5 separate regions of the Homo sapiens genome follow, and regions 2, 3, 4 and 5 are each linked to region 1. The links are chromatin contacts, found by Hi-C in ENCODE. All regions are on one chromosome and are shown on one strand. The core of a region is the stretch at or near the end of the contact, and the rest is flanking DNA. Distances in the headings are between cores, read along the strand shown. Region 1 has its middle 60 kb from the start of MAT2B. Region 2 overlaps TENM2 (teneurin transmembrane protein 2). Region 3 overlaps TENM2 (teneurin transmembrane protein 2). Region 4 overlaps TENM2 (teneurin transmembrane protein 2). Region 5 holds the start of RARS1 (arginyl-tRNA synthetase 1).

Evidence for each region. A loop is a pair of places that touch in the nucleus more often than their neighbours do. Pooled maps may share reads with other maps.
Region 2: a loop to region 1 is called in a map of HCT116, with 15 times the contacts of the local background. The contact joins two enhancer-like sites. A Hi-C loop is called at or near these places in 2 of 168 maps with a recorded cell type or tissue (HCT116 and MCF 10A), 1 of 37 single-sample maps with no recorded cell type and 6 of 50 pooled maps.
Region 3: a map of B cell shows a loop between it and region 1 (11-fold over the local background). The contact joins two enhancer-like sites. A Hi-C loop is called at or near these places in 6 of 168 maps with a recorded cell type or tissue (B cell, CD4-positive, alpha-beta T cell, CD4-positive, alpha-beta memory T cell and 3 more) and 9 of 50 pooled maps.
Region 4: a loop to region 1 is called in a map of PC-3, with 9 times the contacts of the local background. The contact joins two enhancer-like sites. A Hi-C loop is called at or near these places in 14 of 168 maps with a recorded cell type or tissue (CD4-positive, alpha-beta T cell, CD4-positive, alpha-beta memory T cell, CD8-positive, alpha-beta T cell and 10 more), 4 of 37 single-sample maps with no recorded cell type and 22 of 50 pooled maps.
Region 5: a pooled map shows a loop between it and region 1 (8-fold over the local background). The contact joins the promoter of RARS1 here to the enhancer-like site in region 1. A Hi-C loop is called at or near these places in 4 of 50 pooled maps.

Annotation. Positions count from the first base shown.
Region 1 is chr5:163,564,635-163,567,334 of GRCh38, forward strand. No RefSeq gene overlaps it. Among named protein-coding and RNA genes, the nearest start is that of MAT2B, 60 kb to the left of the region's middle. Within about 2 kb of position 1,378, at least 2 of the 41 ENCODE cell types and tissues checked have a DNase peak (open chromatin) inside an H3K27ac peak, as active enhancers do.
Region 2 is chr5:168,046,344-168,049,043 of GRCh38, forward strand. It overlaps TENM2 (teneurin transmembrane protein 2), which reads left to right. Exons shown (of 31, transcript NM_001395460.1): 8 at 1,084-1,206. Among named protein-coding and RNA genes, the nearest start is that of TENM2-AS3, 94 kb to the left of the region's middle. RefSeq lists an enhancer at 1,386-2,143. Within about 2 kb of position 1,393, at least 4 of the 41 ENCODE cell types and tissues checked have a DNase peak (open chromatin) inside an H3K27ac peak, as active enhancers do.
Region 3 is chr5:167,728,977-167,731,676 of GRCh38, forward strand. The region is part of intron 4 of TENM2 (teneurin transmembrane protein 2); the gene reads left to right. Among named protein-coding and RNA genes, the nearest start is that of TENM2-AS4, 70 kb to the left of the region's middle. Within about 2 kb of position 1,280, at least 3 of the 41 ENCODE cell types and tissues checked have a DNase peak (open chromatin) inside an H3K27ac peak, as active enhancers do.
Region 4 is chr5:168,213,800-168,216,499 of GRCh38, forward strand. It overlaps TENM2 (teneurin transmembrane protein 2), which reads left to right. Exons shown (of 31, transcript NM_001395460.1): 23 at 1,241-1,473. Among named protein-coding and RNA genes, the nearest start is that of TENM2-AS1, 17 kb to the right of the region's middle. Within about 2 kb of position 1,257, at least 2 of the 41 ENCODE cell types and tissues checked have a DNase peak (open chromatin) inside an H3K27ac peak, as active enhancers do.
Region 5 is chr5:168,485,130-168,487,829 of GRCh38, forward strand. RARS1 (arginyl-tRNA synthetase 1) reads left to right here and starts at 1,342. Exons shown (of 15, transcript NM_002887.4): 1 at 1,342-1,414. The coding sequence starts at 1,370.

The DNA of each region.
Region 1 (2,700 bases), core at 128-2,627:
TGGGGAAAGACAGTTAAAATTTTATACCGTATTTTTATCTCTTTGTTTATGCTGATAAAGGTAGCAAAGGCAGTTGATTTTTTCTCTTTTTTGCTGTTTTGAGGGATTGGTGTGCTAACAAGTTGAGGTCAGCATTCATTACCACAGTGACCCTGGCAGAAGATGCTCTGTTGATTTTGCATTTCATTGAAAATGTCACAGAGATAATACATAAACCCGTCTTTCCCCCCCAAACCCTCCAATACCCTTTCGATATGATTCTCATCCTGTTGTTCCTATTGGATTATCTTTGTGATTAATGTTTCTCCACGCCCATTAAGTAGGGAGACTACAGCCAGCTTTCTCTGAGGATACCTTGTGTGACCTTACTTACTCCGCGGTCACAGAAACTCTGAAGTGTTCCTTTCACGGATGGGCTTGGTCCTGCTGGGTTCCTAATGTCCCCCAGTCTCTCTGGGTTCTGGAGGTCTTCACTCAGAACTAACCAGCTCACTCTTCCTAAGGCAGAATAATGCAGAGGTTTCACCCAAAAGTAGGCAGTACTAGCATCTTTTCTATGGGAATATTTGGTTTGCCATGTTATATTGGCCTGTCCATTTTAAAAAAAATTAGTTTTCAACGCTTAAATGCAAAGACTTCTCATTAAAGATCTAGGTTTCTTGCTTTTCTTGAAACATCGGACAGCATGGTATTTCTAGCCTGAACAGCCCCTGGTGACAATCGGCAGAGCCACCTTTGTGGCTTTATGCAGTCACTGCACACACAGATCTTCCCTTTTGTTTTCCTGACACTAAGGGAGGTGCCCTTTTTAACCACGTTTGTACTCTTTTCGTTGTAATAAAAAGGAAAATGAGAATTTAATACCCATGCCCGTCTCAAAGGAAAAAAAAAAATAGAAAGGTATAGTAGGAGAGCCACATGTCTCAAGAAAAAAAAATGATCCTAAATCTAGACCTCCCTGCTGTAGCACTTAGAGTAATTGCCTGGCCTTGCGGGCATTCGATTTTCAGCACCTGGGAGAGCTTCGTCTTTAAAAGTGGGCTGGCCTGGGGTTGTCCTTGGTTAAACCCCAAGGACACTTGAGAGTCCAGTCATCTTTTATCCTGATGGTTCAATGGGGACAACCTCATTTAATCTTACAACAGCCTGCGAGGTAGTCACTGTCCTATATGGGTACACTGCTTAGCGCCATACCGGGCACGCGTTCAGAGGTCGACCACGCCCTGACTTTTCCTTAGCTTTATTTTGGAAGCAGTGGGTTTTAAGGCTGGTGCTCCTCGGAGCCTCCTAACCATCACTCGTTTGGCAAGTTGCAGATACACTGCCTGACTAAGCTGGGAGAAAGAAAGGGTTAAAGAAGGAGAGCGGGAGGGGAAAACCCTTTGGATCGTGGGCTCTGACCCAGACGCGTCTCCATGCCCGCTCTGCAGCCTCGCGGTGGCAGCTGAGCTGCACGTAGCTGGAGGAGGCTGCAGGAACAGACAGGAAATCCATTCTTGTTCTGCAGATACGTCGGCAAAACTCCCAAAGCAAACAGCAGAGGAAGTTTGCTTTAGTGGAGACAAACTCACAACTTTGCTCTTTCAAAGCCTCTGTTTACAAGTCAAAGCCCAGGCTCAGTCGGGCTTTCTTCCCACACTCACCTCCAGAGGTGCTGCCTGCGGGCGTTTCGCTATCAAAGACCCGCAGCGCCGCGGCCGGTCCGGGATAAGCCGGTGGCTGCGGCTCCAATGCGGAACCGGTTCTCTAGCCGCTAAGGAGCCAGGGCTGCTCACCCCAGGCCCCCTGAGGTTCAAATTTGGGAAACGGAGAGATGGGGCGCGGGGGAAGCCCTTAGATCTAGTGAGCCCTAGAGTTGAGCATCACGCGCAGAATGAGGTGACTCAAAAAGGAAATTGGCAGGTGCTGGCCTTGGGTAATTTCCCAGTGCCCAAAAGTGCTAAACCACGCTGCTCAAAGAATAGAAGCCACCAAAATATCTGAGTGGTGGTGCTGGCTCTGTCACCTGAACTGTGTCCAGTGTTATACCTGAATTGGGTGTATCTGTTAGCTTAAAATAAGATAATACTGTAATAGCTAGAGTCTGGAATAAAAATAAGTTATCTAACGGTGAAGTTTGGTGACTTTTTCAAAACAATAGCACAGATCTTATGTAACTTTATATTCCAATAAAATCTTTCCTGTGGGGGAAGTGAGTAAGATGGTGCTTTCAGCTGATTAACAGGAGACCAGGCCCAGGGGTACCAGGCAGACAGAGAACATGGAGATCGGGTGAGTGGCTGGCTTTCTTGCCCTTGAGGAGCTGAAAGCAAAAAGATCTCAGATAAGGTGGAATACTGTGTTCAAAGCCAACGGTTCTGGGGGCAGCTGCATTTGGTTTTGAATCCTGGCTGTGATGCTTTCTAGATGGGGATGTTGGGAAAATCACATACTCTCTTTAAAACTTAGTTTTCCATTGCTGAAAAGGGGATGGAGAGAGCCGTTAAGCACTTCCTCAAGGTTACACAGGGGGCAAATGACAACGCTGACTTTCAAACAGAAATGTCTGATTTCAGAGCCTGCACTTTTCACTGCATACACTTCCATTGATTGAAAACCACAGCCCACCTCCCCAACCCTTGGAGCCCACGCTCCTTTAGATTTAATCTCAATGCAGATCTTGAGCTCTTAGATCTAGGGCATTCCATCTTTGCTGCTTAT
Region 2 (2,700 bases), core at 143-2,642, 4.5 Mb after region 1:
CAGTGTCAACCTGTGTCCAGTGGAAATGCCAGACATCGTTTGGATGAGAGACATGCAGGGGAATAAATTCCTTACTTATTCTCAAAGGAAGCATCTCTTAGATAAGGGCTTTGAAAGAATACAGGTGTTTAGGGTTTGCTTTTCATTCCACTCAGTAGAAAAAACTCACCAAGAACCATCAGGGATAGGGTTGTGTTAAGTTTGCTAAACTCATGGTGGGGAGTTGACACAGGCAGGATGACAAGGAAGACCAGAAGTTTGTTTGGAGGCCTGGGGTGCCCATGGGAGTCAAGACTTCTTCAGACGTGCTCAGTTCCTTAGCAAAGAACAGGCAGTATTTCAGAACTCTGTTTCATTCCATACTCTGCTAAAGTGAGAGCGACAGAGACAGAAAGAATAGTAATGTTTTCAGAAAAGGACCCCATTCCACCATCAACCCCCCAAGCTTTTTCTACAATGTGCTGAAAGGTATCCACTCATCATGAAGAGGAGTGGAAAGGAAAAATATTCTAAAAGTTTGAAATAGTTAGGGAGGTGGGCCAGTACCACTATAGATGCTGCTGGCTGCACTGATAGTTCAGAGCAGGTACCAGCAAACAGGTACCAGCAAACAGGTACTATTCGGGTAGCCTCCTTTGAAGCTGATTTACTTGTGAGTGTATAGTTTGGGGAAACAATCCTTGTCAATGCCCCTAGACTAACAGTCTAAAAGCAACTGTGTCCAGAGTGTAGAAAAGGATGGATGTGGTAGAGCAGCACTCTTTACAGTGATTCGAAAGGGCCATTTTCCCCTCCATGGTGGCACCGTTTGGAAGATCTGGGCTGTGTTTTCTCCTCCCTCCTCCGCTCACTGTAAGGGATCCTCTCCCCCTGAGACTGTGAGCAGCAGCGCCAGAAGGGGAGACCTAACCACCCAGGTCTCTGCTTTCTGTATTTAGCTAATCCCTGTGGCCTGGGGCAAGCCATTTTTGACGCAGCTTCCTCAAAAGGCAATCGCTTGGAAAAGGGCACCTGGCCCTCCCCCTTGACATTTGCATTGCTGAATTATCTATTCATATTTTCATTACTTTGTCTCTCCTGCAGCAATGCATCTGCTCGGACTCAATTGGCAACTCCAGCCTGCAGATGGGCACACCTTTAACAATGGGATAAGGACCGGCTTACCAGGAAACGATGATGTGGCAACAATGCCATCTGGAGGCAAAGGTGAGGTTACAGCTGCTGCTTGCCCTCTTGAGGTCACAGGAAAATTCTGAGCTCTCGCCAGCTGGTTCAGGTTTTCTAATCCAAATCTTGGAAGGTATGCCAAAAGAAAAAGAAACGGGGGGAAAAATCATTGCCTTTCATAGGTGCCCCCATTAAAAGCTGTTTGCTGTTCCTGTCTGTTAGCTGTGTTTGGCTGGATCACTCAGAGCTGGCACAGTGCCTGCTCAGAGCAATGTGCATACCTATGCTATCTGCAGCAACTGGCATGGTCCAGAGCTACTTGAAAGCATCCCAGGGCCTGTGCAGAAACAGCAGCCACAGCAGCAGCTGGAGTGGCAGCAGCAGCAGCAGCAGCAGCAGGAGAAAGTCCTGCCTAATCAGAAGGCAGAGAGCAGCAGGCAGCACATGCCATCAGACTGGGTCCCTCTCCCAGGAGACATGCAGCCTCCCTGGGGAGGAAGCTGCCTGGCTTGGCATGAAAGAGAAAGGCTCAGAGCTGCTGTGCTTTGGGGGAGAATAGAAAGGAGTTTTGACAACTCGGCAACAAAGCTTCTCTTCTCAGAACAGTGAAGGGGACAATAGAAATGTTTATTGAAGCAATCAGGCAACTGTATCCTTGAAGGGAAAAAAAAAGGTGCTAACAAGGTGCTAAGAAGGAGGAGAGAAAACAGAACCATAGGGTGGGGGTGGGGGAGACTGGAGCAATTAAGACAGAGCAGCCAATGGAATGGTTAGCCAGGCTGGCACGCAGTGAGATATGCTTAATTCGGGATGGAAATCGCAAGGGAGAGATTGTATTAAAGGATTTCTCCAACATGCAAATTTCCATTCTGCCTTTTAGCATCTATAGCCACTTCACCCCCACATTTCGGAAACACCCTACAGGGATATTTCAAAGAAGGGAAAGGAAGCAGCATTTATTAGGCACCTATTGCATGCCAGGCTTAGCATTGTATAACTTTAACAACTTTAAAGGAAGGAAAAATCTCTCTGAGAAACTCAGGACCAGAAGGTATAGAAACTTACTCAAATAGGTACAAATTTGGACTCAGAGTTGTGCCCTGTGCATCTTTGGGCAGGAGGTTGGAGCTTTCCTTCAAGCAGTCATTTTCCACAAAGAAGATTCCAGAATTCATCTGCCCCCAGAGGTGCACATTAGTCATCCTGAGATGCTAATGCTGCTTCAATTATCCTCCCCAGAGCTGTCCTAATGCTTTGAGGATGACTTTTTTGTCTTTTTATCCAGTCTTTAAGAATCGCTGTACTCATCTGTCATAATCATAACACTAAATTACCTTTAAGTAAGCATGAAAAAGTTTTATCTGAGGATGAAATTATATGCTTTCCATAATCGGGTAAGTTAAACTAGACCTAAAACTGAAAAGTATATTTTGCCTTAACTGACCATGTTCTGCCTTAACTGACCAAAAAGCCCAGAGCCAAATGTATTGACCTCAGATTTGAAACCTGGTCACCTCCAGTACTTGACACTGT
Region 3 (2,700 bases), core at 30-2,529, 4.2 Mb after region 1:
ACATCTGAATATGGCAGCATGTTTCCAGTGATAACCCAATTTCATTTTACAGCCTTTTCCTTCCCTTTCTCTTGGGCTCTGGGCCTCCTTACCAACACATCCTGTTGGCCAGCCTGCTCTATCACAGCAGTATAGTTGAAAACCTAGGCACAGCTTTCTACCCATAAGTAGCTTTGTAATATTCCTAGGAGGAACTTCCTTTCTCCCTTCCTCTCCCACATTGCCTCTTTGTCCAGATGTTAACGTGGAAGCATATTGACTGCCTACTTTCAAGCCCTTAACTCTCTAATTTCACTGATTTCTGTAATAGAAAGAGCTATTATTATTAAGTTTTTATCACAGAGCTAAAGTTTAGTTTTTGCAAGTGAATAGACCACTATTCTCCTTCCTGTGTTAGTAACTGCTTTTTAAAGCTCTTGTGTTCTATTAAAATAACAATATAAAATTATGTAAATGTGCTAATTGCTTTATTGAAATTAATACCCTTATTTAGCAAGTTAAACCTTGCAAAATGACCATTTTTATTAAAAATTATGGAAGCATGCTGGCTGTTTAAAGGCTAATGTAATTGGGTGAACTCAGCAACTGGGAAATGTCAATTAATGAGAGATTGTTAAATAGTATTGTTTAAACAATCAATTTTCTCTTGCAGTTTGGAAAATGGTCCTGATAAAGTAATAGTGACTATCTAAGGCCTGAAGGAAGGTTTGTGAGTATTTTTTCCCATCTGGTTTTTAGATCTGTTGGATTTTCTTCTGGGTGTGTCAAAATTAGATTTGTTTAGTAATAGAAATTTGAACTTGGCAGTTTATAGAAAATCAGGATAGTTCTCCTCTGTGAAGGTCATTTTCTAGCTGGCAATAAATGGCCACATGCAACCTCTGCCACCAGACCGTGAGCACTTGTTGAAATAGTTGGAGACATCTAATTACTTTCTCCTGAGATGGTTTGCCTTTTTCTTAGAACAGGATTTTGAGACTATAAAGAGATCTATCTCTCTGCTCTTGATAGTTAGAATTATTGCGTCTCCTTGATAAGATATTGAGTATCCTTCTTATGGGTCTGAGTTTTTTTAGCTTCTCTACCATTGGAAATAACAATAATGCTTGCCACGAAACCATCTAAAAATCCATCGTCTTTGCAGTAGCCTTCAACCGGAACTACTGATAGCTGTTCCTGCAGTGCCGTTGTTCTCATTGGAGCATACTACAGAAACCTATTTATGAAAATATCTTGTGGTTTCCAAATAGTTGTAGGAAAGGGAATTTTTGGTCACTTATGCAATTTACAGAATTGAGGTCAGTTGAGGATGTTGGGATAGTTCTGACTGGAGCTGTGAAGACAAAGGTATGAGTAATACTCTAGATCTCTAAGCTCATTTCCAATTGTATATTGTTTGTGAGTCATTGGCTTTGAAAACCAGAGGAGAGGCCCACATTTGAGTTTATCTGTAAACACCCGTTTTTGGTGTCATCCAGCATTTGAAAGTAATAGTTGTAGGTGGTGGATCATGTTTAATTTCTAGGGCTTTTTGTGAATAGATGATAAAGTGCTCCTTTATTATATGATAAGACACAGCTCTCCACTCTCCCTCCCACTCTACTCCCCCGTCATCCTGGAACTAAATCACCAGAGGGTTTAATCTATTTCAATTTTCTTTGTTCACATCAGAGATGTTTTGGGTTTGTTCTGTGGACTTCTTATGACTAAGAGTATTGATTTTATTAATCCAATTGTTTGTGAACAAAAGCTGGCTTTTTTTATTGCTGGAACTGAAAATTAGTGACATAAACTCTGATATCTTAAAAGGCTAAACTCACATTTTTCCCCAGAGGCATTTACCAAACTGGCTGTTACATTTATCCTTTCCTCTACTAAATTTATGCAACATGAACTGCAGGATAATAAGCGTACCAATATACTTAGGTTCCTAAGAGTTTCAACATAATACTTCTCACAGTGAAATCATTGGTTCAGTTATAAGACACTCCATGCACTATTGAAATACGACCTAGGATGCACCTAGTTTTACTCTGATTTCTGTGTAGATGTGGATGCAAGGATTCTTTTGATTGAAACATGTCCTTAGTTTCCATGAACAAGGCAACATACACCTGATCATTCCACCCTTGAAAGATGCAAATAATCTTTCACGTTTTATATTAAAACACCAGATAAAAACCCCATGCCAGTTGACTAAAATGAGTTTCTACCCTCCAGACAGTTTTTTTTTTTTTTTTAGTTCTAAGGAAAATAGTTCAATTTTAGCTGTATCAATAGCGTTTTGAGCGAGATGGAAGATGTTCGCCTCCGTTACAGAGGGAATTTCAGGCATTGCATTGGAGCTGAAATTTGCTGGCACCTGCTGAGTGAGATTTTTCTGGCCTGTGCTCTGAGAACATCTTTTATCAAGTGCATGATCATTTATCCAGCTTTTTGAGATCTAAACCAGGTCATTCTTTGATCTTTATCTTACTCTGAACTTCCTAATGGTTGAACCCGGTCAGAAGAGGGTGAATCTCAGTCCTCCAGACCCTTCAGGAAGAAAGTCATCCTGTTGGTAGTTTAGTTTTCTTTGTAACAAAAGCATTTTTTTTTTATTTAACCTATTTTATCACTTGAAAATCTACTATTTTGTTTCTGCCATCCTAGAGTGTGTTTGGTCTAATTGAATCTCTTCATGGACTCTGGGTGGTCACT
Region 4 (2,700 bases), core at 7-2,506, 4.6 Mb after region 1:
CTCCAATGAGACCCTGTCTCTGAGAAAAATAAAATAAAATAGCAGGGGAAAATAAAGGGGGCCTGTGCTCATTTCAAAACCTAGTCTACCACACTGAGGCAGAAAGGCAATTACTGTTTGCATCCTAGAGGTGCTGATTGTAATAACCAGTATAGGAATAACATGAGCACCTATTCTGGTCCCAACCTCAAACCAGTGACAGGCACTACAAAGGGAAGAACTGCAGGGTTTTGAGCCAGAAGGAACATTAGCAATATCCAGTATGATTGATTTAATCCCTCCAGCCCCTGCAAAAAAGCTAAGACCTGACACAGTCAAATGACTTAACCAAGGTCACCACCAGCTGGGTCAGAATTGAGTTTAGAGTTTCCTGTGTTTTAGTCCTGAGCCACTTCTACAAGTCTTACTCTGTCCTAGTTAGCCTCACACAGGGCAGCCAGACACATGGCAGGGGAAGCAGCCCAGGTCTCAGAGGCTCACGCCTTCCTAATACACTTCACACACACACAAAGGTATTAATCCCCTAGTGTGGCTGGGAGCCCTGGCAGACCGTGGCTCACGCCTGTGACCTCACTGTTACCTAGATTTGAAAAGTGCATCTCCTGTCTCAGTAATTCAGATTCCAGACACAGTACCAGCAAGATACCCACATTTCTTTACACTAAATGCCAACTTTATCCATGTCCACACTGAAGAGCAGTAAAGAAGCAAGCTCTGAGCCTGGAGATTGGGGGCGGTTATGGGGTGCTTCCCATGATAAAATTAGGAAAACTCCAGGTCACCCTGGTATTAATGGCCTAGTACCCTGGAAGCATAGGTTAAAATGAGAACATTGTCACATGGAAGTGTTCCTCTATCCCACTTGAGAATACACTAAGCCCTCAAGGGGAAATTAAGGAGACTGCACACACATGGACTGTAGATGGTCTTGAATAACTATCCTGCTTACAAAAACAGGATCGGAGTGGGAGCTCTCGTACTGGCTAAATGAAGCAACAGTTGTTTAGCATGGTGGGAAATGAATTTTCTAATAGCATAAGAAGCATAAGTCCAATTAGAAGTAGCTAAGAACCATGATGTGTTAGAACACTGAGTTTGATGTTAGATTCTTTCCAGTTCACTAAAGTGGAAAGACACTAGAGAAGGTAAGCGTCTTGCTAGGATTTTTGTCATTCCTTTGATCTAGGAGGCCAGCTCCATAGCCCCCTCCTCATTTCTCTTTGTGCTTCTTCTACTAAAGCAACAACCCAGCACACAAGTACTACTTGGCAGTGGACCCCGTGTCCGGCTCGCTCTACGTGTCCGACACCAACAGCAGGAGAATCTACCGCGTCAAGTCTCTGAGTGGAACCAAAGACCTGGCTGGGAATTCGGAAGTTGTGGCAGGGACGGGAGAGCAGTGTCTACCCTTTGATGAAGCCCGCTGCGGGGATGGAGGGAAGGCCATAGATGCAACCCTGATGAGCCCGAGAGGTAAAGGACATCAAGGAAGAGTCTCCCGCCCCAGATAAAGCTTTGCCACCAGCTTGGCTTTCTTCTCATCAGAACTTAACTAAGTCCAGCAGTCCAAAACACAGCTTTCCCTGTAATCATTTAACTCAGATAGATTGCTTTGGTGTGTGGATGGGTGTTTAAAAAGAAAACCAGTCATGAGGTCAGGAGATGGAGACTATCCTGGCTAACATGGTGAAACCCCATCTCTACTAAAAATTACAAAAAATTAGCCGGGCGTGGCGGTGGGCGCCTGTAGTCCCAGCTACTCAGGAGGCTGAGGCAGGAGAATGGCGTGAACCCGGGAGGCGGAGCTTGCAGTGAGCCGAGATCGCGCCACTGCACTCCAGCCTGGGCAACAGAGCGAGACTCCGTCTCAAAAAAGAAAAAGAAAACCTTATTTATTTATTTGAAGAAAACTTTATCATGCACATAGGCTCCAAGTGGAAAGTGAAGGGGATTGCGCCTGGAGATTTCTGACTGCTGCCAGTCAGGAGAATCAGAGGAAATCCTGGCTCCATGGGCCACAGTGCCAGCTGTGTGGGCTGGAGACAGAACAAAGCCCAGCGAGGGGCCTCTGGCCACGCCCAGACTTCCGTGGTAGACAGCAAATGTGTATGAAGTCGAAAGTGCAGTGCCTCACATGTTGTAAATGCCCAATAAATGGTAGTAATTAAGAATGGGTATAATTTCCAGGGGTCCAGGATGGAGGAGTTCTGGGAACCCATGGGTCTCTATTTGAAAAGGACTAAAAATACTTAACATTAAGGAGCAGTCATCTGAGAGTCCAATTCCTGTTAGCATTTTTAGCTACTGTGAAAGCAGCAGGGCAGCATGGATTAAGGAGGCAAAGCCTTGTACTTGGGCACTGGGGCAAAGACACAAAATAAATAGAAGCCATATCTGTGCCTTTCCAGCCCTGCTGCAACAGGGGAATGCTAGGCCCCAGTGTCCCCCTGGGGCATTGAAGTGCTGATTGGAGTCAAGCTTAACTGGGAATACTTCCTGAAGCATACACCTTGAATTAGGAGTTTGTAACTACAAGAATCATCATTTCTCAGCATTACTGCTGCAATCGGTTGTGAAGTATATTCAAGTAACTTACTACTAATAATGTTTAGGGTAATGAACTTAGGAAATAACTTCTTTTCTAAGGAGAGCAGATGCAAAGTTATTTCCTGCTTCATTCATTTGCGGCCTTGGTTCATT
Region 5 (2,700 bases), core at 92-2,591, 4.9 Mb after region 1:
ATAATTTTAACTCAATATATATACAATGAAATATTATTCAGCCTTATAAAAGAAAACCCTGTTATGGGTGACAACATAGATGAACCTGGAGAACATTATGTTGGTGCAATAAGCCGGGCACAGAAAGACAAATACTACATTAGCCCATGTATATGTGTAATCTAAAAAATTCAGATTCATAGAAGCAGAGCATAGAATGGTGGTTGTCAGGGCTTCAGAGGTAGGAAAGATGGGAGATGTTGCTCAAAGTTACAAAGTTTCAGTTAGGCGGGATGAATAGATTCTAGAGATGTAATGTATATTGTATACTTGCAGTTTTCGTTTTCGTTTCGTTTTGTTTGTTTTTAAATAGAGAGAGAAAAGGTCTCACTCTGTCATCCAGGCAGAGTACAGTGGCATGATCATGGCTCACCGCAGCCTCAAATTCTTGGGCTCAAGTGATCCTCCCACCTCAGCCTCCTATATACCAGGGACTACAGGCACATGCCACCATGCCCGGCTATTTTTCCATTTTTTTGTAGAGACGAGGTCTTAGCTGTTTCCCAGGATGAGAATAGATCTTAAATGTTCACAGCACACACGCGCGCGCGCGCGCGCGCACACACACACACACACACACATGCAAATGATAACTGTATGAGATGAAGGTTATGTTAATTATTTTGGTTGTGGTAATCATTTCAGAATGTATACATATATCAAAACATTACGTTGTACATCGTTATGATATACAATCTTTGTCAATTATACCTCAATAAAACTGGAAAAATAAATAAGATTTTAACTCAAATGTCACTTGCTTAGAGATGTCTTCTCTCACCCAAGTCACTCTATCACATTGCCTTCCTAGCAATTAAAACTACCTGAGATTATTGCCTTTTTTGGTCTATTTTCTCTCTCCATTCTAAAATGTGTCTGCCGTGAGAGGGGAGATCGTGTCTGTTTTGTTTTCTTTGTGCCCCCAGAGCCTAGAATACTGTCTGGCATTTTAAAGTACACAATAAATGTTTGTTGAATAAATGAATGGATTTGTTAGTTTTGTGCCCATTTCACAAAGGGGCAAAGTGAGGCCTTTGAGAGCCAGAAGCTCTAGGTCAGTGACTGTCCTAGTCTATCCAAGCACAGAGCAGCTCTGGTTAGTGTCTGCTCAATTCCTCTCCCCTCGCCCAAACGTCCCTGAGTTGCGGCCTCGCTCCTGACCGAAATCCCCGCGGGTTCTCCTCGCAGTGTCTACTGGATCCCGCCAGGAGGCAGCAGAGGCGCCAGCACCCAGTCCGACGGGACAGCGGACCGGAGGGGGTTTCCGCTTCCGGGAGAGGCTGACCGTTTCCGCTTCCGTCCACTTGGCGAGTGAGACGCTGATGGGAGGATGGACGTACTGGTGTCTGAGTGCTCCGCGCGGCTGCTGCAGCAGGTTTGGACGCAGGAGACCGGCGGGAAGGCCTGAAAGAGATGGAGCAGGCTCTGACTCCTGCCCAAGCGGCTTCGGGGGCGGGACAGCTAGGCGAGGACCATCCTGGTCCTCTCAGAGTGGAGCGGCACGGTCCCTGTGGGAACAGGAAGGGTTGAGAGAGGAAGCACCCATCATTTCAAAGCCCGTGTGACTGTGATTTTCAGCGGAATGGAGGGTCCCCACCCTCTCCCAGGCCTCCCCCAAACCAGCGTCTTCGGTGGGCTGGAGCCTGGCATGTTCAGAACAGTTCTCTCCCTACAATCCACCTCCTCTTCTGCATACACACGCGATTTAGGGGATGCGGGGAGATAGACAAGGGGGGAATACATTCAGAGCTCTGGGTCTTGGTTTGCAGCTCAGCCGCAGTTCTTCCCGGGTTACTGAGCGAGAGGATTCCTAATAAGCCCATGGGGTGATTCATTATCAGACCAGCGGAGCTTGCTCTGTGCCCTCAGCATTCGTCGGGAAGGAGCAGCCACACCATATAAAAGTGAAAGCGGCCGGGCGCGGTGGCTCATGCCTGTAATCCCAGCACTTTGGGAGGCCGAGGTGGGCGGATCACGATGTCAGGAGATCGAGACCATCCTGGCTAACACAGTGAAACTCCGTCTCTACTGAAAATACAAAAAAACTTAACCGGCTGTGTTGGGGGGGGTCCCTGTATTCCTAGCTACTCGGGAGGCTGAGGCAGGAGAATGGCGTGAACCCGGGAGGCGGAGCTTGCAGTGAGCAGAGAGCACACCACTGCACCACAGCCTGGGCGACAGAGTGAGACTCCGTCCCCCTACAAAAAAAAAAAGTGAAAGCGGAACAGTTCCATTACCTTTTATGCCCAGGTGGGGAGGGATGGTAGGAAGATAGTTCACAGTACTCTGTCCTGTTACGGCTGTATACTTAATCAGCAGTCACAAAGTACAAGTTAGTCAAGTAAATTGGCAAGCTCTTTACATTTCTGAGCCATTTATTTATCGGTATGTATTTATCTTTGCCTCACTTGGTTGTGATAATCATGAAGGTAATTTCTGAAAAGTGTTTTTAGCTCAGCTCCTGGAACATAATGTATGCTCATTTTTGGCAATTTGGTTTTGGCTGTAGCTATCTCCCAGTAAGTATTCTGAAATTTCAGGTGAGGAACTCCCCCTGAGTTTTGCAGTTTAAGTTGGAAGCTTTATTTCTTTCTGAATTGACATGTCTTTAGTTTTAGATGTTAAACTACAAAGCCTGGTCTGGTCTAGTCTAGGACCTAA